Regions from separate parts of the Homo sapiens genome. Here region 1 is linked to region 2. Evidence: read pairs that join two places in POLR2A ChIA-PET (ENCODE). Cell type or tissue: Panc1. All regions are shown on one strand.

Region 1 (2,500 bases), 170 kb before region 2:
ATAGAGAAAGAGTAATTGACGCAGAGCCAGCTGTGCGGGAGACTGGAGGGTTTTTTTGTTGGTGGTGGATTGTTTTGTTTTGTTTTTGTTTTTGTTTCTGTTTTTTTTTTTGGAGTTTTATTATTACTCAAATCAGTCTCCCCAACATTTGGGAAGCAGGGTATTTAAGGACAACTTGATGGGTGGGGGAGCCCAGTGAGCCAGGAGTGCTGATTGGTCAGGTCAGCAATGAAATCACAGGGAGTCAAAGCTGTCTTCCTGTGCTGTGTCAGTTCCTGGGTGGGGGCCACAAGATCAGATGAGCCAGTTAATCAATCTGGGTGGTGCCAGCTGATCCATCAAGTGCAGGGTCTGCAAAATATCTCAAGCCCTGATCTTAGGAGCAGTTTAGTGGGGGTCAGAATCTTGTAGCCTCCAGTTGCATGACTCCTAAACCTTAATTTCTAATCTTGTGGCTAATTTGTCAGTCTTACAAAGGCAGTCTAGTCCCCAGGCAAGAAGGAGGTCTGCTTTGGGAAAGGGCTGTTATCATCTTTGTTTTAAACTATAAACTATAAACTGAGTCTGTCCCAAAGTTAGTTTAGCCTACACCCAGGAATGAACAAGAACAGCTTGGAGGTTAGAGGCAAGATGGAGTCAATTAAGTTAGATCTCTTTCACTGTCTCAGTCATAATTTTGCAAAGGTGGTTTCAGAAGCAGTTCTGCTTTTCATAGACCATAAATTGAGTGGGTAAAACAATAGCTTCTTTTGGTCATTTCCCTACTTTTGCCAAGATATCATCAGTGTGATTTTTTTCTTTTCTTTTTTTTACTCTCTGAATTTCATCAGACTTCCAGTTAATTTTCTACGAAGCCCTACTGGAAAACATTGGCATAAATAATCAAAAATTGTAAACCAGTAGTATAGCTCATGATGGATTAAAGTTATTCTTAGCCTGGGCAACATACCAAAACTCCATCTCTACAAAAAATTAAGAAATTAGCAGGGCATGATGGTGCTCACCTATAGTCCTAGTTAACCAGGAGGCTGAAGCTGAAGGATCCCTTGAGCCAGGAGTTTGAGGCTGCAGTAAGCTGCAATGGTGCCACTGCACTCCAGCTGGGTGATAGAGCAAGATTCTGTCTCTAAAAAATAAAATAAAATGAAAAAGTCATTCTCATTTTAATAAGAATAACGAAGTGCTGAATGACTTTTTTCATCAAGTGGTCATTAAAATACTTCTGCTTAATGTTTCTTTTATCTTGAATTTCCTGGCTTTTGTTGTTGTTGTTGAACCAGACTCTGAAGAAATAAAGCCAATGGGACGGGCGCCCTGGCTCATGCCTGTAATCCCAGCACTTTGGGAGGCTGAGGCAGGTGGATCATGTGAGGTCAGGAGCTCGAGACCAGCCTGGCCAACATGGTGAAACCCCATCTCTGCTAAAAATACAAGAAATTAGCCAGGCATCGTGGCATGCACCTTTAATCCCAGCTACTTGGGAGACTGAAGCAGGAGAATCACTTGAACCCAGGAGGCAGAGGTTGCAATGAGCAGAGATCCCACCACTACACTCTAGCCTGGGCGACAGAGCGAATGAGACTGTCTCAAAAAAAAAAAAAAAAGAAAGAAAGAAAGAGACTAATTAGTCATTCGAATTAATGTAAGGTGTGATATATGCCAGAAAGGCAAGGTAGAAGGCATGAAGAACTAATATTCCAGGGAAAGCTGGAACATCTTGCCAGGGTCAACTGAGGCTTCACTAAGGCAATGCCATTTCAGTTGGGAGCTGAAGATGGGCAGTTCCTAACCAGGCATGGAGTAGAAGCTAAGGCATGTTCCAGCAGGGAATGGGTCGTGTGCCGTTTCTGTAGTATCAGGAAGGTTGCTGTAACCAGGAGCCCTAAGAAGTGTTTCATAATAAACTTCACACAAATGGATTAGTAATTTTTGAAAGGCAAAATAGAAAAATGGGTCACAGCACTTAGCACAGAATCGGTACAAAATACAAACTCTGGCTTCTATTATGATCATTTTCCATTTCCACACACTGGCTCGCATCTCTCTCTGCAGAGCTGCAGTTCTGCCCAGCCATCATCCAAAGAGGTTTCCGAGGACAGCTCGCCTGTTCTCTCAGCCCCTATGCATATTCCCAAAAATGTTCCATGACAGAGCAGAAGTGTTCCTTGAATAATAAAACTAATTTATTGTTCACTCTATTTATTTATTTATTTATTTTTATTTTTTGAGACAGAGTCTCGCTCTGTCACCCAGGCTGGAGTGCAATGGTGCAACCTCGGCTCACTGCAACCTCCACCTCCCGGGTTCAAGCGATTCTCCCGCCTCAGCCTCCCGAGTAGCTGGGATTACAGGCACCCGCCACCCCGCCCAGCTAATTTTTGCATTTTTAGTAGAGACAGGGTTTCACCACGTTGGCCAAGCTGGGCTCGAAATCCTAACATCAGTTGATCCACCCACCTCAGCCTCCCGAAGTGCTGGGATTACAGGCATAAGCCACCAC
Region 2 (2,500 bases):
CACACTGCAATTCCGCCGTCCGAGGAACAGGAGACGAGCTGCCTGGTGAGCTGAAGGTAGCACAGCGACTGCACCTTGTCACTGCAAACAGCACACACAACAGTCACTTGTCTCCATGCGGAAAAACACAGGAACTGTCTTCATTTAGGCTCAAATTGCTCTCCTCATTAAAATCAGCAAGTGGTATTTTACCACTGACTATTTAGCATGGTAAAATGAATTCTAGTATAAACTTTACTTGGCATTTTATAACTCATAATACAGAATGATACTTTCTATAAAATATATGACTACTTTCAAATCGGTCATTAAGAATTGTAGGCCAGAGATTTGATGAGGGCTATGGTTTTTGGGACCAATCAACATGATTTCCCTTTCAGATGCATAAGATTTACCTACTTGTTCAGAAACAAGAACGAAGGAGGTATAACTCCCCTACTGACCACAATTCATATGAACAAGGAGTCAAACACCACAAAGATCACTAGTGTGCACACACAAACACACACAGACACACACAGATGGGGTAAAGACCTCTGTCCCTCCTGCATGCCTGTCATACTACCCCTTAGGATGCCCAAGGAAACAAGCTCTTGGCCTGTTATACTTGTGTATAATATGTTTCCTCAGCTAATTTTCAGCTTGACTGTGATTATAGTAACAGCTGCAGCCTAGCCAAAAAGGAAAGAAAAGAAAGCAAGGTGAAGATGTATTTCTTTTTCTTTCAGGGCTACAGGGCAAGATCCTAAATATACAATGGTATCACTCAGGTGAATTCCACTGTCAAACTAGACAACATTTCTTAATTTAATATCTTTTAGAATAAAAAAACAAAGAACAAAAAACAAGTTAGGCTCCCAGCTCAACAACAGCTTAGTATCATGTTACATGCAACCTTCCATGGTCAAAGTCCTCACCTGCATCTCTATCCTATGCCTGCCTTAATCAGATATTTCAACAGGGTGACTCCTTGAGAGAAAAAGTGGCAAGTGCTCTTTGGACTAAGGAGGAAGAAAGCCCTGCATTTGTTTTTTTGTTTGTTTGTTTGTTTTGTTTAGTTTTTTGCTACTAAACATCAGACACTCGGGGCTGACAGAAAGCAGTTAAAAGTGAACTGAGCCCTATCAATGATAATTGCCATCTTAGAACGTGGGGTTTGCAGAAAGTGGTATCAGACTATTAATGCCTTTCACTAGCTCCCCACTAACTCGGATTCTTTCCCCACCCCCACAAGTGGTCACGCACTGATGGCCCTGAAGTAACAGCGTCCGGCCTTTCCTTCCTCCGATGTCCCACATGATGATGCTGTTGTCAGATGCTCCTGAGAAGAGTAACCGCTGAATAGGGTCCCACCAGAGGCAGGCGACACTACCTAGGGATTTGTGAGAGAGAGAGAGAGAGGGAGGCAGGGGAGAAGTAAAATATAACTCTACATCAGGACGTATACATTTGACAGCTGAAGACCAAACTAGGAGCAGCTGAGTCTTTAAGCAAAAAGGTATCTTCATGGTGTACAACGGGTCATTCAACCATGCTATCATGAGTCATACAGAAGACACAGCACCATTATCCACAGTCATAAGATTACAATTTTCAATTATGCATCAAACTACTTTGGGCCGGGCATGGTGACTCACACTTGTAATCCCAGCACTTTGGGAGGCCAAGGAGGGCGAATCACTTGAAGCCAGGAGTTCAAGACTAGGCCTGGCCAACATGGTGAAACCCTATCTCTCCAAAAAAACAAATTAGCCAGGCATGGTGGCAGGCGCCTGTAATCCCAGCTACTCGGGAGGCTAAGGTGGGAGAATTGCTTGAACCCAGGAGGTGGAAGTTGCAGTGAGCCAAGATAGCACCACTGCGCTCCAGCCTGGGTGACAGAGTGAGACTCTGTCTCAAAAAAAAAAAAAAAAAAAAAAAAAAAACTGCTTGTAATACAAAGATTTTTAAAGAAGTTTTTCGTTCTTCTGTGACAAAAATTACAAAGTAGCTTACATACAAAATGTTCAGAATGAAGAAAAAAATTGCTACTAATATTTAGTGACAAAAACCAGTAAAGTTTACTGTGTCCAACCTACACAAGATAAAAAATCTAGATTATTCTGGGTCTCTGGGACATGGCAGGTGTTTTACCCCAAGATGTCTATGTTTAAGCAAATTACATTAAGTACCACAGAAAAAAGTCTGTTGTACACTACATAATTATGCCAAGTAATTTATGTGAAAAATCTGAACTTCACATTTCATACTTTATATTGGCTAACTTATCAAATTTGAAACCCTTGGGGAAATCTTTCTTTCTACAGGTATATCTTTCAGTAGGTCCTTTCCTTGTTCATCGACTGCTGTTTGTCTAGAAGAAACATTAATCAACTTAGTAAAACTGAACCAGCCACACAAGCTAATAATAATTTTGGTAGGTATATAGAAAATTAATGATGCCATATTCAAAAGCAAACAGAAACTACTTTATCACATACACTTTCCAAAAACAGAACAA

The links. Peaks named below come from ENCODE experiments on the same cell type or tissue, not always from the same donor. Only the 100,000 strongest peaks of a DNase experiment are listed, where the experiment ranks them.
Region 1: POLR2A ChIA-PET joins it to region 2 with 12 read pairs; 2 of 35 experiments call an interaction of 5 or more read pairs at or near these places.

The regions. Positions count from the first base shown.
Region 1 is chr2:223,719,869-223,722,368 of GRCh38, forward strand. No RefSeq gene overlaps it. Among named protein-coding and RNA genes, the nearest start is that of AP1S3, 120 kb to the right of the region's middle. In Panc1, no CTCF peak of the experiment used is centred here; no DNase peak of the experiment used is centred here.
Region 2 is chr2:223,894,259-223,896,758 of GRCh38, forward strand. It overlaps WDFY1 (WD repeat and FYVE domain containing 1), which reads right to left. Exons shown (of 12, transcript NM_020830.5): 7 at 1,246-1,372; 8 at 1-81. Among named protein-coding and RNA genes, the nearest start is that of WDFY1, 50 kb to the right of the region's middle. RefSeq lists enhancers at 1,470-1,529, 1,540-1,689, 1,700-1,759. In Panc1, no CTCF peak of the experiment used is centred here; a DNase peak (open chromatin) is centred at 1,543.